Linked DNA regions of Mus musculus: all the other regions are linked to region 1. Evidence: chromatin loops called from intact Hi-C (ENCODE). Cell type or tissue: gastrocnemius. All regions are shown on one strand.

Region 1 (8,000 bases):
TTTGATGGCCTTCTCTTTCCTTTAGATAACTCTTCTCCCATGAAGCAGTTATGATAATCATCCCAATTTTTAAAAACATATCTCACTATTAATTGATCTTGTTAAGGAATTAAATAATGGGTCAGAGACATAGTTCAGCAGTTAAGAACATGTTCTCCTCTTGCAGAGTACCTGGGTTCAACTCCCAACACCTACAAGGTGGCTCACAACCATCTGTGACCCCAGATCTATCAGGTATGCACATGGTGTGCAAACATACAATGAGACAAAATATTCACATACATAGAGTAAAATAAGTAAACTTTAAATTTTTTAATGGAATGTTAAACATAATAAATAAGACAACGTAATTTTATGATTTTTGTCAAGTTTCATGATTATCCTCAGAGTCCTTAGGAAATCATACAGTAATTTAAACAGAAAACATTGGAGCTGGAGCCAGGTATACCTTTAATCAAAGCACTTGTGAAACAAAGGCAAGTGAACCTCTGTGAGTTCAAGGCCAATAAGTTCCAAGAACACCAGTGCTCTGTAAAGACATTTGGTCTCAAAAAATTAATAATAATCAAATTTTAAATGATAATTAAAAATAGTTTGGCCTGGAGAAATGGCTTAGTGGTTAAGAACCCTGGCACCTCTTAGGTTTGAGTCCCAGGACGCACAAAGCAGTTGACAGTCATTTATAACTCCAGTTCCAGGGACTCCAACACCCTCTTCTGGCCTCTATGAGTACTGCAAGCATGTAGTACACAGACATACTTGTGAGCAAAACACCTATACACATAAAATAATAATAAAATAATTTTCAGTATATTATTTTCTTCCCTGAAAATCGGGTTTGATATTGAGGGCTTATGAAAATATTTTGGCACTTAACATACAGCCAAGGATATCTAAAAACTGTCATCCAGCATTGGCTACTAATCGTACAGAAGTATTTCAAATATGCAGTGGTAGAGCCTCAGCAAAGGTGTTTCCAAAGAGGTTTACCCTTACCCGAGGAGGGAAGACTGAACAGCTAGGATTACAGCCTAAATACGGTTAAAATGTTTAATGGTGGTAGGGTATAAAATATCTTCCCAGTAGATTGCACAAAGGCAAAGAATGAGCAGCCAGTGTGTTTAACTGCTGAGCCATCTCTCCATCCCAGGTTCAATAACATCTTAATTTAAATATTTACTTCTTTTTCTAAGTTACTACTTTCAGATATAATAAACCAAGGAGTGAAGTTTGCACTCTCTATTAGTATTCTTGCCTTCTAATATCCACATAGAATATTTTCCTGTTCATATTCTAGTCAACTGGTGCTTCGCTTGGTCAAAACTACATTTTCTGACCATTGAAAAATCAAAGACATATCCATTATCTTAATCTAGGGTCTAAGTTTTTGTTACTATTGTTTCAAATTGTCACAGTTATTTCATTTCAACTATGAAGATGGATGACTTCACAGCGATAACTATGAGATAAGTAATCAGTCATTGTCGAGCATATGTATGAATTTTGCATAGCAACAAATCTTATGCACAGAAAAGAGTAAAAATTGTTCCCAGGATTTTTTTCCATTATTTTATTTATTTATTCACTGTACATCCCAATCACAATCCCCCCTCCTCCCGGTCCCCACACACATACAGCCCCTCCACCCATCCCTCTCTTCTCCTCTGAGAAGGAGGAGGATACTAGCCCCTCTGGCACATCAACTCACTGCAGTACTAGACACATCCTCTCCCACTGAGGCCAGACAAGGCAGCCTGGTTAACAGAACAGGATCCACAGGCAGGCAACAGAATCAGGGACTGCCCTGCTCCAGTTGTTGGGGGACCTGAATAAATACCAAGCTTCCTGTCTACTACATATGAGCAGGGAGGCCTAGGTCCAGCCCATGCTTTCTCTTTGGTTGGTGGTTCAGGCTCTGGGAGGCCCCAAGAGCCCAGGTTAGTTGACTCTACTGATCTTCTTATTGAGTCTCTATCCCTTCCATTTTCCTCAATTCCTCCGCCAAGTATTCCGCAAGATTCTCCAAGCTCCGTTTAATATTTGGCTGTGCTTCTAGGATTTAATATACTTCTTACAGCCCGAGTTATAAAGGATGAACTAGATTCATTCCTGTGTTTTAAAATGATTCCTCCATCTTTCTGGCCAGTGGCAAACCTTTGGTCTTCAACAGCAGAGTATAATTGTTGCGGTTTGGGTATAGATTTCTATGCTGCCTTTGCTTCATACAGCTTTGGGTCCTGGGGCTTCTTTTTTAGTCCTTGGTTCTTCATGGACCACATAAGAGTAACCATAACTCATAACGTATAGGCTCTCTGAAGAAATTAAGATTCAATTCAGAAAAAACATGAAATATGATCTTCAAAACAGAGTAAGCCCAAAAAATGTAAGGTATTACTATTAAGGTGGCAATTATCGTATTACAGCAACATAACACACAACGTGTTATACATAGTAACAGAAGTGTATAACATACACTACAGAGGCACAGTACTCACATATATGATATATACCAGGCTATGGTACATATGCATATACTTAAGTTCATGCACGCACATATGCATGCACTCACGCATAGACACACAAACACACACACACACACACACACACACACACACACACACACATGTCTGTTCCTCAGAATCTGCAAGGAAATAATTCTAGTTCATTCCCCTTAGGCCATCAAAATTTGAAGCTCTTTAAATTCTTTATTTAAATAATATGCTATTTGTATACAACCTACCCACATAGTCCAATATACTTTACTTCATCTCTGCATCATTTCTAATGCCTAATACAACACAAATGCTACGTAAAAGTTATTACCACCTAGGGAATAATCACAAAACGTGTTTTTTCATATTTAATAAACACACAGTTGTTTTACAAATACTTTTGCTCTTTAGCTGGTTGAATCTAAGGCTACAAAACTCACAGGTAAATAGGGTAGATAGTATTATGTGTATATCATGATATATGCATTATTTGTAAATAATATATTCCTAAATATAGCATATGTTATTGTCATGTATGTAATTATACTGATGTGACTATTATTATAACCCCCTTCTTTCTGTCCTTACACATACAGAAATATGGCATCAAAAGGGCTACTTGATAACTTAAATTCACCTTCATTGCTGCATTCCCAAAGTTAAAGTGATAATAATTAACTGTCAGATATTTTCCCGCTTTCAACCAGTAGCTCTAGAGAGCACACACCCTCATGCAATAAATTTGATTGGAAACTGCATCATAAAAGATGATGCAAGCCACTTTTTTCTTCCTGATAGTTGAGAGTTTCTAACTGCCTGAAAATGGGCGTCAGGTTCTGCCCTTCATTGAGTGTGTCTTCCATTCCTTTATTTCAGAATGCAGTTTAAGATGTTGATGTCTGCAACCATATAAATAAAAACCTGAGTCCCTAGCCTCACAGGTAGGTATGCCTACAAGGAAGCTTCTAGTTTGTTGCCTTTGTAGTTCTCTCCTGTTCTTGCACCCAGAAGGGTGAGTATATGTGGTTGCAAGCACGGACACCATTTTTGAAACACTTTTTTTTAAAGCAAACAAACAAAATCCACTTATTATTCACTTATGTTCGTTTGATCACTACCTTCTGGGACTTAAACCCCTTCACCTGGAGTTTAATGAACACTTCCTACAAAGGAAAGAATTAATGGCTAACCATACTACAGAGAAGTTAGCTTATTTTAAAAATGTCATCCTCTTTGTAATGCAGATCTATGTATATGGACCTCTCTGGGAAAATACAAAGATAATAAGCAAACGAAGGTCAGCATAGTGAATGGGGCGAGTTTTCTCTTCTGGGTACCAGCCAACTGAAAACACTTCCGTCTGCTTTGCAGCGCCAGAGGAAGCATTCTCATCTTCTGCACAAGAAGGACGACTAGTGGTCAAAGGGCGCGTTCTCCGTTCGAAGTTAGAGCCTGCACCCCACAGAACTGCAGTGCAGTCGGCTTTTCTGGTCCTTAGTTTCCATGTATCACTGAGGATAATGAGGCCAGGAAGAGGAGAAGGAAATTAATTACTCAAGGTTCTCTGGATATTTTGTGTCAGATCCAGGTCTTTTTCTTCGATTTAATTTTCTTTGGTTGCGAAGGTGCCGGGTAAGATAATTAGACCAAATTCCTTTGATAGAATTTAGAATTTGGGTTTTTTTGTGAAAGGACGAGTTTTAACCAGTGTGGGAAACAAAAAGAGTAAGAACTTGAGAATAGCTTGGTTAAAGAATTCTAATGAAGATTTCTCTTAGTTTCTGACAGTCTCGTGACTCTCTGAAAAGATGTATAGTCTGTGTATATTCTGTCTTGCGCATGTGCTCTGAGACATCTTCAATGGAGTCATTGTTGAGCAGGTAAGTAGAAACTTAACCAAGTTCTCAGTCCTTTACTCTACACACACAATCATCTCATGAACCTCATAGCCAAAGACCTACATACCTTGGCCATAACTGAACGCTGTCATTAATGCCTGATTCTGGAAGTAGTTGTGTACCAGCAAGCTCCTGAGTTTTTGTTAAATTTAATACTTTCTCTGAAAACTTGGAAGAGTTAATAGGCGATGTGTATATTTAGAAGGAATTGTTTAAAGTTCAGAGCTGAACCAAAGATCTCTGCGACTCAGCTAAGCATTTTCTTTTCATCTCTGAGTGATTCTTAAGTCTAACTTGAAACGACCCTGTGGGCAGAGGACTCCCACACAAGAGAAAAAAAAATCTTCCTTGAGGTGAGAATGCAAAAACAATACAGAGTGTCAAAGGAGAACTGAGAAACGTCCCCTTGAACCAACTGAACTGAGTCATTAGCCAAGAACGGTTTGTGAATGAAGGAATTCTGGTATTTCTGACCTCCCACTCAACGACATCCCAAACTTCATTCTTTTCTTGTTCACAGCTTCCAAACACTGTCTCCACAGTAACCATACTCTCAAGAAAGAACAACACGTGCAAACGTCTGAGACGATGATGTATTCACCGTTAACTTTAGTCTGGTGGGCTGCTTATTTTTGAGACGGAGTCTTGCTATGCAGCCCAACTTAGCCTCCAGCTCAAGGTATGTCGGCCACCTGAGTGCCGGGATTACATATGTGTGTTACTACAATTTTCTCTATGAATAACTTTGAAGAGTACAAAATTCCACAGGTTTCACCAAGCACAAGGAAAAGTCTCCTGGGAGAGATGACTGTAGAAGGGAACTCTCACAGTAGAAGATACTGGACTTGGTGCAACCTGTTCCATGCATGAAGCTTCTTGTATACTCATTTGAAAATATTCTTCTTCTATGAGAAGTAGCAAGCACTACCAACTCCCTGCCATATAGCAATGGTAAATGGCCTGTCCTACATGAAGTGCTGGTGGTAGCTAACTGTTAGGAGAATGGACTTAAGCACTTCTCAACATGAAGCGTATCCAGTGTGCCTTGAAGTATACTGGATGTTGGCAGCATCAGGAAAACAAGGCCTAGAGTGTGGACCTGTAGTGCTAGTTACTCCAGAGGCTGAGGCAGGAGGATTACAAGTTGAGCTTGTGAATCTGGGCTACCAGAGAGTACAAAAGTGGCCTGGGAAATTAACAGGTTCCATTTCTAAATTTTAAAATGGCTGGTTTATAATACAGTGGTAGAACACCTATACAGTACACACAAGGCCATGGTTTAATCTACAATTGAAAGGAAGAAAGGAGGGGGGAGGGGGGAAGGAAATCATTCCAATATATTCAGCAGTCGAAACTAAAGGGAGAATTTGAGTGCACTGCTTGGCACACTTAGTACCTGCTTTTCCAGCAGAATTGTTGATAACATTCTAGTTTGGATGGTAAACTATATAGTTCCCCTACTTATTAAGCAATTCGTGCATGCTAAGCATTATAGATGCAAGATATTCTCTATCATTGAAGTGTTAACTTCTGTCCCGTGAAAACAGACAAGTAAACCTTTGTGATGTGTATAATGTATACACTTTGCATGTTAGAGATTAACACGTAATGTTTTCAAACTTTACCCATGGCTTCTTAGCTGCAGACTGAGTCCGAATGCTTGTCAGAGTCCCCGGGGGTGGGCCCATGATAAGTAGTCTTACAGGAAAAGTAGGAGCTAGCTAAGTGAAGAATGTTCCAACCCAAATGATGGGTGGTTGCCAAGGAAGACGAACAAAAGAGACCACAGCAGTTTAGGAGAACTGAAAGCATTTGATTTGTGGAGCCCCGCCATGAGCAGGCAGGGGAGTGAGCTGGAACTCTGGAGGATAACTGCTGGATCTTGAAGCCCTCACACTGATTGAAAGTCTGAACTGAATTCCCAGACTTGGAGCACTAGCCATGCATAAAACACAGCATTGCCTTGGCGACAGCAGGAGCATAAATGACAGAGGACAGGGACACAAGGAAATATAAGCAGAAGTTTTAGGGAGGGATGCACATTTAATCTCCCAGTTCAATTTGGCATAAGCCTCTCTTTTCGATCACCTCCACACACCTTTTGAATTAAAGAATAATGTGTTCCCCGGGCCAAGCCCATGTCTTTCCCATTACCACCTGCTCCCGGGTGGGCTCACGGTATCCTTTTTCCCCTCACTCATCTGTTCCTTCCACTTCATGGACCACCAATGGCACGGGCATCAAAATGTCCAGCCAAGTTGTGTGCCAGGAAGCCTGCCACATGGGAGTTGGCACACAGCCTCAGGACTGCAACAGAATGCACAGCTAGGAGGCTGGCTTTCACAAGTGAAGCAGAGACGGCATTATTGTAGCCTATGCAGGATAAATAGCTATGTAGTAAATGGGTCTTGTTTTGCCCGTGCTTTCTAACAAGTAGATCTCACTATTTTGGAGAAAGTCTAGCTTTGGCCTTTCCCATTATGTGATCCCTCTCCCTGTGTACTTTTCAGCATGGAAATGTATGAGGAACATCTGTAGGACCTTAGTATTGATCAGTAGATGTAGACAGCTATAAGACAGGAAGGACTGAACCCATGTGTCTGTAGACAAAGATGAACGCCGTGTTGAAATGCATTTACCTGACACAGAAAGGTCATTGGAATGCTCTACAGATGAGTTTACTGCTGTTACTACACTGACTGGAGCTCTGGGTCAGTATAAGGAAGAAGAATTTGGAAAACTCTTAAGTAAATATCCAGCAGATTCTAGTAAATTCTGTGGTTTCTTCTGGTTTCACTCATTACAGCACAGTTTCCAGCAAAGAATTACTATGAGGAATCCTAGGGGATATTGAACACAGTATGAAGTGGGATTCTCTTGATCAGAATTAAAGGGAGAGAATTCATGTACGTGTTTCGTGTGTGTGTATGTGTGTGTGTGTGTGTGTGTGTGTGTGTGTGTGTGTGTGTGTGCACGTTATAAGAAGGGTGTTTTTTATTAGTTTATGTTATAGAAATGACCAATGGCCTCCCACATACTGAAGATTCAGAGAATCCAGTGACTGCTCAGTCCACAGAGATGAATGGTTTGGCAATTCCAATCCTGTTCTGGAGTCTCAGAAGCTCCCTGCCCAGTTGCTGATACCAAATTGGTGCCAGAAGGTTTGATAGCAACTGAAGTGATAGAGGCACTCAGAACAGCAAAGGAAACAGGCATGGGACACTGCTTCTCTCTAGGGTCTCCTCTGAGAGCAGGTCTTGCCTCCCCCAACGAATGCTCTCTGGAAACACTCTCACAGACACACTCGTCTCATCTGTTCTAAATTGCATTAACTCAACAAGAACAAACGTCGAGATAAAATGAGCATGAGTGTACTCCAGACTGATTAGAGCATGTATCTTCAGCTATTAGTCAAAGAAATGCCATAATGCAGTATGTGGAAGACATCCATTAAAAATTATTACTATCTCTAAGACACTATGAGGATAAGAGCTTATTCTCTTTGAAGCGTGCCCAATGAAGCCAGGATAGAAACTGGCGAGGCAGCTTCATGAAGTGCATGGCAGGAGCATCCCAAGGCCCAGGGAGCTCCATCCTGGACAGAGCTCAG
Region 2 (8,000 bases), 530 kb before region 1:
AGAGAGAGGGAGGAGGGGAAGAAGAGAGAGGAAGAAAGGGGTCAGGGAGAGAAGAGGGGCAGAGAGAGAAAGGCCAGAGAGAGCAAGGAGGGCACAGCCTCTTTTATAGCAAACCAGGCCTACCTGGCTGTTGTCAGGTAACTGCAGGGTGGAGCCTAGAAGGAATGCTAATAGACAGCAAGCCTTATTAGGTTTAAGTAATTCTCCTGAGATGTCTGAACCTTTGCCTGTTCATGATATATCGATTCGAGAAGTTAAAAAAAGCAAAACTTCAAACTTAAGAAAGCTAAGGGAATCAAAACTGGAAAGACCAAAAATTCAGGAAATAGAGGAAATTAAAAGGAAGTGAGAACAATATTTGTCCTCTCTTTCAGACTTTTGCTGGTAGTGTGTGTGTGTGTGTGTGTGTGTGTGTGTGTGTGTGTGTGTGCACGCGCGCGTGTGCATGCGTATCTATCTGTCTGACTGTTTCTGTGTGTGTTTATACTTGGAAATTTTCAAGCTATGGGAAAGATTTGGCATGAGAAACTAAGAAAATAATGACAGAAAAATATCTGAACAGAATTTTATCAGCTAGTGAATCTATAGAAACAAAAATGTAAGCTTGGGATATTCTAAGTTGAAAGAGGTTTAGAAAAGACCTGATATTTTTTTAAGTTTCTATGTTGCTATATCTTATTTAAGAATAAAAAATTCAGAAAGATTAAGAGGAACATATTTCAACACATAAAGGAAATATAAAATGATCCTACAGTCAACACTCATGATAAGTGATGAAAAGCTCAGAGCATGTCCACTGAAACCAGGGCAAGACAAAGTATGTCTACTGCCTACTCCTTCCTGTTCAATATAGTCTTAAAAGCCATTCGGAAACCTACTACTGTAGAAGCTTCCTAAAATATGGGAAGATCCATAAATAAAAGGAGTTAAAATGGAGTCACCCTATAAGACAAACAACGTTCTCCCAGATCACATCCACTATCAAACAAACAAACAAACAAAATTCCATGATAGGTGTGGTGCTGGCTGGCTGTTCTTTCTCTCTTAATGGGGGGGTGGGGGGGAAGATACAAGACTCGGTCTTGTGAGATATTTAGATCTGCCTTTTCTATAATAAAACATTTACTTGTCTTAAGTCTAAATTACTTTAGTTACTTTGCAGTGATAGCTGACCTGCCTGAGTTCCTCTGAGGACAGAAACTGCAGTCTCTGCCTTTTAGCACCTCAATGTAAAATGGAGGCTGGGGGTGCGGGACTTAAGTAAAAGGATTTATTGCTGGTGCTTCCTTTAGACAGAAACCTTTCTGGCTAAGCTGGTTAACTCTTTTTGAACCAGAGATGAAGGAAAGGAAACGAATTAAGGTGCTTTATGTCAAATATGTACAGACACATTCAAACATTCATACACCCATACTCTGGCTGGACATAACTGTCTGTCACAGTCAACTCCACAAGTATTTGTGCATGCTTACATATATACACCTATACCTACACATATACATATAGACAGACATACACATATGGATGGATGGATGGGTGGATGGATGGATGGATGGATAGAAGGGGCAAAGCTCCCCAAGCCAAACCACTCAACCAACAATTTTCTTTCTCTCTTTCTCTCTTTCTCTCTTTCTCTCTTTCTTTCTCCCTCCCCCCCCCTCTCTCTCTCTTTCTTTCTTTCTCTCTCTCTCTCTCTTTCTTTTTTTCTGGTCTTTTTATACCTCCTTAGACAAAAAAGATTTTTAGAAAATTACCTCAGAGATAAAATGTTACATAGAATGGGAGTTAAAGGAGGTTGATATTAGTTCAAAGCAGCGCTTGATTATAATATACTCATTATAAGCTCAAAGCAACAGTTTTACATGGCCTTGCCAGGTATATACCTATGACTTTATCCTTGGACATAAATGTTTTTCCTTGAACACAAATTTGTTTCAAGTCTGTTTCTCATTTAAGAGTAATTATGAAAGCTCAATGCATTTCTTATTATGTAGCCTTTACTTACAACTCTGAGGAGTCAACACATATTATTCTTGATTCTAACTTTATTATGTCTTTCTAGCAACTAAGATCATCTCTAAAAACTTTCTACCTAAAATTATTTGAATTAAATCAGGAATTCTGTAGATTCATTATCTATTTGTCTACATAGCATAATTACAAGATCTTTGTAGGTCTGTAGAAATCTGCTCAAAAGGGCGAGTCAGTACCTAGTGATTGTTACATACTCAATAATAACAAGAAAAGCATATTAATAGCAGGAATCTTTCCTCAGATACAATCTTCTTAGCCTTGCCCAGAGAAGCAAATTCATCATAGACTTAAGTCCATGAAGGAACTATCTCAGGAAGATCATCTGTTTGATTTTAGCTTCTCCTAAATGGTTCTTGGCAGTATGGAATTCCTCTTTTTGAGTTGTTGGCCAGTGGAGATATGTAGGTTCCCCAAACAGTGCAGGTTATTGCCTTTGCTCTTGGCTCTCCTACAAACCTTGATAGCAAGACTGTATTGCTGCCATGCTCACTGAGCCCTCTGAGCCAAGCCAAGCTGCCCTGAGCACCCTGCCGTCCCAGAAAGACCTTCATTCTCCTGCTACCTCTCCACCCACTTTCATTGGACCTGAGACTCCTGAAACATACAGCTCAAAGATATCCATCAGAAGCCTTCCACACCAGGATCAGCAAGGCTCATCCCACTCCCATACCTACAAAGAGAAGAACATCCAGGGTCCAAAACCAGATGGCTAAAGGCCCTTGAAAGAACACAATCAACAAAAGCCGGGGTAATATGACCCCTTCAAAGCACAGCTACCTTGCTATTGCAGGCCTTGGATATCTTAACACAACCCAAACACAGAAAATTACCTTAAATCCAATCTTATAAAGATGATAGAGGCCTTTAAAGAGGAAGCAAATAAATCCCTTAAAGACAAACAGGAAAATACAATAAAACAGGTAAAGGAAATAAATAAAATTGTGCCAAACCTGAAAGCAGAAATAAAAGCAATAAAGAAAGCACAAACTGAGGGAACATTGGAGATGGACAACCTGGGGAAGAGAACAAAAACAACAGATGCAAGCATCACCCAAAGAATACAGGAGATGGAAGAGAGAATCTCAGGTGTAGAGGATAGAATAGAAGAAATTGATATATCAGTCAATGAAAATGTTAAAGCTAAAAATTTCCTGACACAAAACATCCAGAGAATCTGGGACACCATGCAAAGACCTAACCTAAGAACAACAGGAACAGAAGAAGGTGAAGAGTCCCAGCTCCAAGGCCAGAAAATATTCTCAACAAAATCATAAAAGAAAACTTCTATGATTGCTGAATATCTGTCCAGGCCCTTCCAGTTTTTAGAGTCTTTGACCCAAAGAAAGAGATGCCTATAAACATACAAGAAGCTTATAGAACACCAACTAGACTGGACCAGAAAAAAAAAATCATCCAGGTACATAATAATAAAAACGCAAAATCTACTGTAAAGCTATGGTGAGCCTTAGCTTACCGGGGACTCCCTGAGTGAACAATGCAGAGCCGGGAATCAATATAAGAAGCAAGAGGAATTTATTGTTCTAACATGTTGGGCACACAGCTGCACATGGAGAGAGAAAATGACCATGTGAGTCCCGTCCAGCGAGCCCTTATACCATTCTCAAGGCAGCGGCCATTAGGCACAAGGTGATTGGCAGAACAGTGTGACTTCTAAATTGATTGGTCTTTAGGGAATGAGGTAGGTGAACAACGGTTTCGGAATGTGTCTACCAGCTCTGGGTCTCCCTACCCAAAGATGCAGCGGGCTGGTAGGCTGGTGGGCTGGTGGGCTGGTGGGCTGGTGGGCTGGTGGTCTGTCCCTCCTCCCTGTGGTCTGAGGAATGTAATTAGAGCCCCTCCCTTGCAGAGGGGAGGGTTGTCTATATTCTTTATGACTTCTCTTTTCCAGGAGGGGAGGAGTCCAGTGGAATTTTCTAAAGTTTCTGAGCTGACCTCTTCACTACAGAACAAAGAAAGAATATTAAAAGCTGTAAGGGAAAAGGGCCAGATAACATACAGAGGCAGACCTAACAGAATCATACCTGACTTCTCAACAAAGACTCTAAAAACTGGAAGGGCCTGGACAGATATTCAGCAATCTCTAAAAAAAACCACAGGTATCAACCTAGACTACTATACCCAGCAAAACTCTCAATCACCATTAAGGGAGAAACCAAGATATTTCAAGACAAATCCAAATTCAAACACTTTTAATCACTGTTTCTATTTCTTTAGGGTTGTGGGACTATAGTTCATGAAGCTCCACCTATAGCTGAGGAGCTACTAGCAATTAAAAGTTACTAAGGAACTAAAATCCTTTTTCTTCAGGGATATAATCCTGAAGAGGTTCCACATGCACCAGTAGGTGGCTCTACACCCATGCCCATATAGGCAGAACAAAGCCAACTCTGTGAGTTTAAAATGGAGCACATGAAATTTGAAAAAAAAAATGATTGGGGGATAGAGAAAGAACTGAAGGAGGGAAAGATGTGGGGGTGGATTTGATCAAAATACATTACAACCATGTATAAATATCTCAAATAAAAAATTGAAATTAAAGGATATACTGTTTCTGAATTGATTTGTCATAATTTAATGAGAAGAAAAATTTTTTGCAAAGTTCAATTTATTGAAGACATATGAAAAGAAAAATATCTATGCACACATCTATCAATTTAAAATATCTTCCAAAGAAAATTCTGGACATCTTTGGTATTTATTTCAAACATTTAAAGGAGTTGCAGCATCAGTTTCACACTATTCTGCTAGTACCTTGAGCCTGGGAGAGAGGAAAATTAGCTCTCATTCAGGACTGGGCACAGCAGTTACTTCTCAGCACTTTGCCCAGTTGTGAGTTTCTACATTCACTGTGGTCCACTGCAAACAGAAACTTTTCTCACCAAGGCAGAGAGCAACATGAATCAAATTGTTGGTTCCTATATGGGCTCTCTTGAGTTTATTCCACACCCCTGAGAGGTTCTTGGTGGTGAAATGATTCACAATTTTAGCATAGATTTTTTTTTAATTTCAAATACTTGGAAAGGCATCTTAGGCTCTCTCTCTCTCTCTCTCTCTCTCTCTCTCTCTTTAAGAATTATTTATTTTATTTGACATGTATGGGTGTTTTGTTTACAAGCATGCATATGTACCATGTGTGTGGGTGGTACCTGCAGAGGTCAGAAGGAACCAGATTCTCTGGAACTAGAGATATAGATAGTTGTATGACTATAGATATAGATAGTTGTATGACTATAGATATAGATAGTTGTATGACTATAGATATAGATAGTTGTATGACACAATGTAGGTGTTGGGAACAGAACCCAGGGCTTCTGCAAGAGTAGCATGTACTCCTAACAGCTGAACCATCATTTCAACACATTGGCAACCCCCATCTATTATATCACTCAGGAAACCTAGAATGCACATAAAATATAATGTTTGGAAAGATTTGGATAGGTCTATTGGTCATTATTGGAATTAATTTGCACTTACATTTAACACTGTATTTACATAATCATATGTAAAATAATGGATCAGATTAAAGTCATTAAGCAGAAAAAACAAGTTCTGGAAAATCTATATGCTATAATTTGATTTTTATTCAACAGCAAAAGATTTTTATGTATATGTATATACAAGACTAGACAATGTGTGGTCCACAATATGGAGACTAAAAGGCACATATGGGCAATTAACATTTGCATTAATTAAAACTAAGTTATAGTCATAAATAACAGGGAAACTTTAAAATACATAAACATATGCAAGTATAATTTGTCAGTTTATGATTTAAAATTGAAACCTAAATAAATAATAAATGCATAAAGTTTTTATTTTAAATTAATCGCCTCAGTCACATTAACCACAATACCATACTAAATAACATCAGATAACTTCTATCACTGTAGAAATTTCTGTTTGCCATTCCTGCATTAGGAAATTCTGGAAATTACACACTAAACTCACAGCATCAGGGCTGGAGAAAAGTACGAAGTGACCATTAGTATCTCACTGTACATTTCTGATCATTGGTTTATTTAAAACATATGTATGACTAAGCAGTTCTAACTAGGTAAAGTTGAACTCAAGTTTCCTGCATGACTCCTATGCTTGGGCTGTGTCTTTTGAAGCCTTGTTACAACAATTTCTCCTATTCTTTGTAGCCAAGGATTTGGCAAGACATTCAAGGCCTACAGTTGAAGTTTTAATCTTCACCAAGTGATAGGACACGCACATGATTGAGGAGTGATGTTCAAATACTTGAAAGATATGAAAACATGTAATTAAATTCTAACCTTTCCTATTAGGCTTCCCATCCCCATCACTCATAGCTGATGACAGAGCTGTGAACATTGTGGTTGTTCAGAGCTGTTTCTGTGTTTTACTAGTGGTCTTTAGTTTAGTCACTGAGGCATAGCTAGACCTCTGTTTCTCTTTTCTTTACAAAAATGATGCTAAAAAGAAATCATTCAGTCTTACCCTTCTGCTCTCTTTTATTACTTTATCAAGTTAATTTATGTATGAACTTGCTCCAGGAAACTACAGGTCAAAGAATTGTAAGATAAATGATACATACAGAAAATGCCCCTGCCTCCTCTCATCTGGTCTCGCCTCCTGAACAAAATATTCGAAACAAGAACCTTGGATCCACTGATGTTGCCTACCTAGATGCTACTTAGAGTCACACATCTCCTGTGACAATGTTATGACTCCAAAGAACTACAGAGTAAATATGGGTCTAGAAACCTAAGTGCAATACATATTATTCTGTAATGTTCCCTAGAGAAAATTGGAAATACACATTTTCACAAAGGAAAGAACAGGTCTGTTTAAAGAGTTGCACACAACATACAAATATGTAAAGCCCATGCAGGGTCAGAACTTTTTAAAAGCGCATGTAGAAACCAAAAGACTGTAATTTTAGTACATTTGGTAGAGGATCGGCAGCTGATACCAAAGCTACACACCACCAGAGCAAAATCAAGAAATTTCACCTCTTTTTGCAACAGAAATAAGTTATTTTTAATGGAAAAACAAACTACTGAAAGTCATAGTAAACAATTTTGTACAGTTTTACTTCTATAGTTACTGTTAAAACTGACAAACTAACAAGTTGTTATTTGGGTTTGCTTATCTACATATTAAGCTGGGAGGCACTTGATGATCAATTGCCCATTTCAAGTCAACTGTGAGAAGTCTAAGGCAGGAGACTTGATGGGGACCAGAATTAGCTGCAGTGTGAGATATATGCAGTCAGTTGCTTTGTTCTTTTTGAAATCCTACATGTTGATGCAAAGTAGATTAAAGTGAGAGTATTTCTCAAGCAGAGGATTGTAACTGAAAACTTGTTTATCCTTTTCTGAATCTTAGGCTACATTCAGTCCTCTGATTTTGCAGGATTAAGAGGAATAAATATATTTTCTATACTGAAATGAGAATTTCGGAAAGTGAGCCTATTGGAATTATGTTTGTGAACTCACAAATAATACTCAAGTTTGCTCCAAATCCTGGATTGAAGGCCATTTAATCCTATACCTCAAACTCATACCTATCCTGAAATCTAAAATAATGATTTGCAAGAAACTATATATATTCATTTCACAGTAGCAATATACTCTTATTATTTGGTCCTTTAAAAAACTTGTTTCTATTTTTTTCCTTTTTTTAAATGTTTTTTTTTGGAGGATTTAATTTAATTATATTTCTCCCTTCCTTTTCCTCCTTCCAAACCGTCATAAATAAAATTCTCCTCCCCACTCTACTTCAAATTCCTGGGCTCTTTTTCCACCAACTGTAATTTTTTTCTTCTCAGTCAAGATTGTCCCTTGTGGGGGGATATTTAGGAACTAGTATGCAGGCCACAGTGGAGTATGGAGGTCAGTGGACAACTTCAGGTGTGAGCCCTGTGTTCCATCTTGTTTGAGGCTGTGTCTTTCTGATTGTCATTGTGTGGACATACATCA
Region 3 (8,000 bases), 200 kb before region 1:
GTGTTGAAAGGGCAATAACATAGATTAAATGGACTCATAAATTGAGAGACACAATCTTCCAAATCTCAAAGAAGAAGTATCCAACTTTAACATATTTATACAACTATATATATTTAAGGAAATTGTACAGATAATTAATAATAGTACAATCAAAACACTAGATTAAGAAGAGGTCATTGGTAAATGCTACCAAATACGTAAGGCAGGAGTAACAATTTCTCAAAAGATAAAAGTAGGAAATAATTCCTAACTCAATCTACATTGTAATCATTACCTTAATGCAAATGAAAATAGTACTAAATAATGATCATTCTTATAGAATGATATCCCTTGTGAACATAGATGTAAAAAGTCTTGAAAAATATAATTTAAAAATATCAACAATGATACAAGACTATGTCCTCTTTTGAAAATCAACATGATTCATCATATTAACAAGCTAAAGAAGATAAGTTCACATGCTCAAACCAACAGATGCAGAAAAGGCGCTTTACAAAATTTAATGCTCATTCATGATAAAAGTTCTCAGTAAATACGGACTGTAAATGAACTTCCTAAACTTGATGAGTAATACCCACATAAAACTGACAGCTTACTTCACAGACATTGAGGCCACCTTTGTTGAAGCCACTCATTAAGATCATGAGTCTTACAAAACTGTCCTTTATCACCACTGATTTTCTGAATTATATTGGGAGCCCAGATAATGAGCTAAGACAAGAAAGAGAAATAAATAAGATATAGATTATTTGTAAAGAAATAAAAGTACCTTTGGCACTTGATAATCTTTGTGTAAATTGAGGGGAGATGGCCTCTTGGAGGTAATATGTGATTACAAAATGTTTACAAAATATAACACAAAATTAACACAGAAAAAAAAACTCAATTATTCCCATTTATCCAAGAAATGATCAAGTAGAATTTGAAAAGGAAAAAATATATATAGTTCTTACATTTGCACCTCCCAAATGAAATTATTTAAACAAAGGCATACAAAGTCATAAATAAAAATGTGTGGTTTGTTTTGAATTAATTGACTATGTGCATGGGATGGGTCAGCACCAATCTCTAACCCTATTAATGCTACTCTATTGTGCTTGCAGATAGGAGCAAGAAGTCCTCTGAGAAGCTCCACCCAGCAGCTGACCCAGACAGATGCAGACTCCCATAGCCAAAAGGTGTTGCCTATACATGGGATATGTTCTTCTAGCTGGGATGTCTTGTCTGGCCTCAATGGTAGAGGAAGCAATCTAGAATTGAAGTGCCAGGGTAAGGGGATACCCCTGGGGGGGGGGAGCACCTGCTCAAAGGAGAAGGGGAGACAGGGAGGGGAAAGATTGTGGAGGGGGTGTCCAGGAGGATGACAGTGTACTGTATGTAAAGTAAATAATTAAAAAATAGACACAATCTCCCTTTGGGGACATGGTTCAGATCCTGAACTGTCTGTCTGCATGGAGACTTTGAAAATACAGCTTTGGTTTTTAAGATTCTGGTGAGTTTTCTTGGCTTCCACCCCAAACCCAACACTTTGGAACAAACATCAAAACAACCAAATGGATAGAACAATCTAAATAAAAACAAGTGGGGAAACAACTGGACATCCATATAAGAAGAACAGAATCTAGACCATGTACCTTTTGAAAGAGTTAAGTTCAAGTGACCACTGATTTAGAACTAGAAAGCTCCACGAAGATAGTATAGGAGAAAATTGATATGGCCTTCATTTTGGTGATGCCTTCTAACACACAGCACCAAAGCTATGTTCTATGAGATTTATTGAGAACCTGGACTTGTAATAAAAACTCCAAACCTTTTCATGAGAATAGAAGGAAGTTCCAGACCAAGATAAAATAGTTGCTGAAGGCACAGCAAATTGAAGGATTTGTGGTAATTTGAATAAGAATGACCCCCTATGCTTAGTCACAAGAAAAGTGAAACTCTTGGAAAGGATTAAAAGATTTAGGAGTTGTGGCCTTGTTGGAGTAGGTGTGGCCTTGTTAGAGGAAGTTTTTGGGTATTTTTTGAGGTTTCAAAAGTGCTTGTCAGACCCCACCCCTACCCCCTCACATTCCCCCCCACACCACTCCACCCCCATCCCCCTCACCCCGTCTAACTATAGATCATGATGTAGAACTTTCAGCTACCTCTATAGCACCATGTCTATTGGCAATCAGGCACCTTCATGGCTAGCCCAAAGGGACCCTGAGACAATGTTAGCAATCACTCACCTTCACAGCTAGCCCTGATGGACCCATTCACAGCAAGACCAATCAAAGACCGATCATCACTAGCTGTCTGGAAGGTACACATTCCCATTGTCTCTCCTGTCACATGGTCCTGATTAAAAAAAAAAAAGGTACATTTTTCTTCCCCCACCCTTTCTTCCCTTCCTCCACTGATAGACATCCCCTGTGCCCCCTCCCTCCTCTCCTAATAAGCCTCCCATGTGAGACCTATTGCATGGTGTGATTTTGTCAGAATTCACTGCTTAGTTTCATCAGTGTCTGCCTGTGTGCCTCCCATGCTTCCCACCATGATGATAATGGACTAAGCCTCTGAAACTGTAAGCCAGCCTCAGCCTCAGCCACAGCAATTGTAAGTAAATGCTTTCTTATATAACAGTGTCCTTGTTGTGGTGTCTTTTCGCAACAAAAGACCAGTGACTAAGACAAGGTTGTTATTTAAAATATAGAAACTATGGACTGCAGACAATATGATCCATCAGTGTAGGTAGAGCAACTTTAGTAAATGCTAAGGGATTGATAATAGAGAAGGTGATGTATACAGGTGAGCAGATAGCGTATGGGAAGTCTCTGCACCTTCCCTTACATCTTCTATGAACCTAAAACTGCTATAAAAATAAACTTTATTATCAGTGAGAGGAAAAGAGAAGGAGGAATCACTGCCCCCTAAGAGATAACAATCAAAGCAGACATTCAATAAATTCACAAATAGTAGCTAACATTTTAATAATTTTTATATTATTATTTGTGTGTATGGGTGATTTATTTCATGCATGTCTGTGTACTATATCCATACAGTGCCCTCAGAATCCCGAGGTGGGTGTCATATCCCCTGGGACCAGTGAGATCACACCTTGAGTTTGCCATGTGGGTATTGAGGATTTGGCCCTTCTTCTCTGGAAGAGCAGCCAGTGCTCTTAAATACTGAGCCATTCTCCAGCCCAATAACTAACATTTTTATAGCAATTGCCATGTGGCAGGCATTTAAAAATTATCACTCTCATCCTTAACAGCTCGCCTAAGAAGATGGTATTCTTATCCTTAGTGTAAAAATGAACAAATTTAGAGAGGTCGGCTACCAATCTGTAGTCAACATAACGTCCAAGAAGCTTCAGGGCTAGAGTTCAAACTCAAGCAGTCTAGATCTGGAGTCTCTGCCTCTTAACAATGTTTGCTAGGACCTGGTTTTTCTGCTGCATGAGGGCAACACACTAATAGATCCATGAAAAAAAATCATGAGACATTACAAGAAAGAAGCAATAATTTTCATGAGAAAATAGGTAAGTCTTAAGTGAGGAGGTAAGCTTTGCAAGCTGAATCTAATACAATCTGTGGAAAATTGAAACAGGGATAGATGCTCTCTCCCACCTCCTATCAGCTGTAGACAGATGTTGTCCAGTCAGTTAACTACTATTAATCACAACAAGAAAGACAACAAAAGTTTCTTCAGACTGTGAAGATTAAGTCATATAATGTGTGTAAACACATTTTCGTGACACTGCAAGAATGTTCCCTCCAGGTCCTTGCAGGTCCACCAGGAGTGGCTGCCCTTGTAGGAGTAGTGCTTCCGTTTCTCCACTTCTGCCTGAGCAGGCTTTTAGGATGGCTTCAGCCAGTAACACTGGATGAAAGTGGGGCCATATACCTTTGGAACAAGTCGTAAACAGTAAATCAATTTTCAGCTGGCTCTGTCTGGGAATGTCTGATCTTAAAACCAAGCCATAGAACTACAAGGAAGCCCGGGCCATATGGAGGCACTCACAGAAAGACCAAGTGAGATTGCTGGTCTTGACCTCTGGACAGCAATAACTTCCCAGCATGTGAGTGAACCATCTTGAAAGACGATTCTTCAGGCCCTAGTTGAGCTGGTGTTGGGTGGAGCAAGGCCTAGCCCAAAGTGCAGATTCACGAACCAAATAAATGATCTTTATGTTGTCCTGATTTGCTATGAAGCAAGAGGTGGCTGAAGCATATTTGAGACAATACTGCATGGGAAGTCCTTGACATAGTGTGTGAAATAACACATGTTTAATTAAACATGGCTATTAAACTAGACATGTCTTAGAGTTTGTAGAAACTGGACTAGGGCTCCCTGGATTTGAATCCCAGACAATCTACTTCTCCACTATGTCAGTGAATTTGTGTTACCAATAAGTTCTTAGTTTCTCATTTTTAAAGGGGAATGACTATATCCATTTCATAGGCTGGTTATTGCTGCTAAATGATTTTCCCTCCGCTTGTGGTCCACGATCCTCACGAGATGACCCGATCAAGCTTCCGTAGCAGTTACTCTTACATCATCCTGATCCTTCCTAAAGTTCTCAGGTTAGACAGTCTTTGCTTTAGCAAGCTTTTGACCTGCCAAGTTGCAGTGGCAGAACTCAGACTGACACTTGTACTTGGCACAACTTTCTTCACAAAACTGAGGTGCACGTATTTTTTAGATGACTCTCGACCATAGCCCATGCTTCTGCCACCACCACTGAATACTCGATCTTCTGTTATCAAGTCAAGGCTAGTAAGTAGGTCTAAAGTCTTCCTCCTCCCTCTCCCATGCTCCTACCTCTGTCCTCTCAGGAACAGGTTTGAAAAATACTTCAGCATCACAGACCATGACTCAACACAGCATCAAGATCATAAGCAATTGTTCTCTAAGAAAAGAAGAATTACGTGGAAGAATCAGACATGAGTCCATGGTAGACCGTTAGAACTTGCCCTTCTGTGACCCCCTTCTCTCTGATACTAACTCTGCTATTGCCTTAAACCTAGTCCTCAAACTCTTCTTATTCAAGAGCTTAAGCTGACTTGCAAATCCTTCCCAGAATGGGGTTACAGAGAATGTACCCCCAACAACTCAAGAAAAATGAACAATGTGTGCTAAAGCCATCTTTAGATGATTGGTTAAGGCTGGGATCTGCTCTCTCTCTCTCTCTCTCTCTCTCTCTCTCTCTCTCTCTGTGTGTGTGTGTGTGTGTGTGTGTGTGTGTGTGTGTGTGTGTGTGTTAGTCATTTGTTTTAAAGTTTGGATTATTCTTAATTTCTCACATTATGAAAGTATCTGTTATTGCTTTTGAGCTGAGTTGAACCATGTAACCTCAAGCACGGGAGGCAGAAAGAAGACAAGAAAAGAAGTTGACAGACATCAACACCAGGACATCAGAACGTGTGAATATACCCTCCTTAAATGGTCCCAATAAAAGTCAGGAAATGGTCCTAAGTCTATAAACATTCACATTTAGTTGCTGGCATTTACTTGTAAAACCTTAATATGTAATATAGCCCTCTAGTTTGGTTTTTAAAAATGTCTTAAGTATTCTGGCATCTGCATGCAAATGGTTCTTGGTTTTATTTCATTTCAGAAACCCAGGTAAGTCATAAAAGAAAACAGCACAAAGGAGATGATGTGGGTATTAACTCTTAATAACTGTTCTCAACACAAGACACATTTATTCTCAGTTCACAGCAACGAGTCCATTCACATATACTCATTTTTTTTTTCATTCAAGAAATATCTTATTAAGACTCACCTTCTACAAGCGGGAAAAAAAACCACAATGAACTCAATGCGGAAATAACTAAAATGCAGTAAAGTGTAACGATGGGTGAATATATAAGACACGTCAACAGGAAGATGTCAATACAGTCTGTATAACAAACTGGTTTTGGATATCAGGCTCTGTGCTAAATACACATGGTGTTAACTGCTTTGATCTTCAAAAATTCCTTGGATGGGTGTGGTTTCGCCTCTGTAATACAAGTGAGGAGACTCTGCTAGTTGCTGAGGTCCATACATGCAAAAAGCTAAGAAGCTCTGGCATCTCCTCAGGGGACTTGGGTTCTTAGGCATGCCATAGGATGTCATCTGAAAACGCAATCTTTCTCCTGGGGAGGAATTTCCAGAAAGCCAACTGGAAGGACAGGAGTAAAGCAGGAATCAGACACTTTGTCCCATAAATGACCAGAGAATAGTAAGGTTTTTTCATTGGGGTCTTTATAACAACTCAGCTGTCATAGGAAAAAAGCAATACATGGACGATGGGCAAATGAGCATGATCTATTCTAAAACGCTGCATTCATAGCCCCTGACATTTGCATTTGGTTTCATCCTCACATGTTACAATCTATTATTCCTTTACACTAATTTTAACGTTAAAAAGGGAAAGCGGTTTTTAGATAGCAAGAGCATACGTTAATGGTCAAAGCTTCGAATTTCAATCGTCGCTATAGTTTGCTGTCCTCTGTTCACAAACTACAGAGTCTGTGCCCCGATGAAAGGCAGCGTGGCAGTTCTGCAGGCAGTCCAAGGCATTGTAAGCAAAGGAAGTAGCAGTTGGCAGAGACATAAGTAGGTGACCGAACAGGACTGCTTTGAAGAGCCATAAACAGAGCCATTGGCATTTAGGGCTGGAGGGGGGTGGAAACACAGGCAAAGGAACAGAAGATTCCTGCGAGCCCATGCTGGGAATTTGACCTTCACTGTGTGGGCAGTTGTGTGTGTGTGGGGGGCGGGGGAGTCACTGTGGAATTTGTGGTTTACATTTTGAAAGTGTCTCTCTAGTAGCAAGGTGAGAAACTGACAAAAGTCACTCTAAAGAGATGGAAGGAAAGGCAGGAAAGCACTTAACAGCTCCAGCTAACACTTACCAACTCCAGTAGTTGAGCCAAAGGCCATGTGAATGGGCTGAGTCATCTGTCCTGTCTTCCCCCTACCCATCATGTCCTTTCTAGACTCAGTACCATTTCAGATGATATTTCTGTCTCTGGAATTCCTTTCCTTCTTTCGTCACTTAAACCCTTCTACCCTTCTGAGTTCCATTCTGTCGTCCCGTCTCTAAGAAAACCTGTGCTATAAGTCGTCTTACACAGGAGGACTTAGCTTCCTTAATAATCGTACTTGGGACATTGGCTACAAGTAGTTCTGCTGTGCCAGACCATAAAGCCACGTGCCTACCATATTACCTATGGCTGCAGTATTTACATTAGAGAGAAGCTCAGTCAATAAGCAGAGAGGGCATGAGGTCAGAAGGGGATAGTTACCACACAGAAACTGACTGGGATCACTTGACTGAACGGTTGACAAAGAGAGAGACCACTCACAAAGGGGATTTCCTAGATTTGCCTCAAAATATTGAGTGGGACAAACAGAGAGAATGCAAGACAGAGATCAGTTTTGAAGCAGTTGTGGAAATGACTTTGATCATGTCATGTCTCCCAAATGATACTTGAGGAGGTTCATCAGTAGACTGGTATCTGTTTCCCACCACGAGAACACAAGTCCTGACACTGGCAGACGCAACAGCACACATTCATAACTTGACCTCCTGCTTTGAACTCTTTCCAGGAAGCACGTGCCCCAAGAGTCAGAATTCCCTTCCAGAAATACCCTTTTCCTTGTGTGTTCTGCCTGCTTCCAATACTGAAGAAAACATCTGTGCTCTCCACTTAAACCGCTAGCCTAGCCGCTTTTTGCTAATTCACCACTTTTCCCATAGCCCCTGACTTCCCGCCATGAATATTCTCTGATCCAAATAGCACCTCATTTTTCGTTCATTTCCACTGTTTTGTTCCTTTTCTACATGCTTTTCTACCCTGCTTCCCGTTTTCTTTTTTGGCATGCCCAAAGCTCATCTTCCTGTAGAAGCCAATTTAATGTCCATCTCTTCCTCAGTACTTCCTGAGGCCTAGTACATAATCCTTTGTCCCCTTCCTTGAATTGTCTTAACCCGCATGGACCTGTTGCTCTGATAATAATACTTC

What was found. A loop is a pair of places that touch in the nucleus more often than their neighbours do. Peaks named below come from ENCODE experiments on the same cell type or tissue, not always from the same donor. Only the 100,000 strongest peaks of a DNase experiment are listed, where the experiment ranks them.
Region 2: a loop joins it to region 1, with 6 times the contacts of the local background. A loop is called at or near these places in 17 of 42 quality-filtered maps.
Region 3: it touches region 1 in a loop (3.0-fold over the local background); 6 of 42 quality-filtered maps call a loop at or near these places.

The regions. Positions count from the first base shown.
Region 1 is chr10:99,637,887-99,645,886 of GRCm38, reverse strand. All of the region lies in intron 1 of Gm20110 (predicted gene, 20110), which reads right to left. It also overlaps the pseudogene Gm18409. Among named protein-coding and RNA genes, the nearest start is that of Gm35101, 19 kb to the left of the region's middle. In gastrocnemius, CTCF peaks have their summits at 718 (motif pointing left) and 3,910; DNase peaks (open chromatin) are centred at 709, 3,895, 6,225 and 6,655; H3K4me3 peaks cover 248 bases; H3K27ac peaks cover 413 bases.
Region 2 is chr10:100,167,442-100,175,441 of GRCm38, reverse strand. No RefSeq gene overlaps it. Among named protein-coding and RNA genes, the nearest start is that of Gm35533, 27 kb to the right of the region's middle. In gastrocnemius, a CTCF peak has its summit at 4,396 (motif pointing right); a DNase peak (open chromatin) is centred at 4,412.
Region 3 is chr10:99,840,309-99,848,308 of GRCm38, reverse strand. No RefSeq gene overlaps it. Among named protein-coding and RNA genes, the nearest start is that of Gm35437, 59 kb to the left of the region's middle. In gastrocnemius, no CTCF peak of the experiment used is centred here; no DNase peak of the experiment used is centred here; H3K4me3 peaks cover 263 bases; H3K27ac peaks cover 916 bases.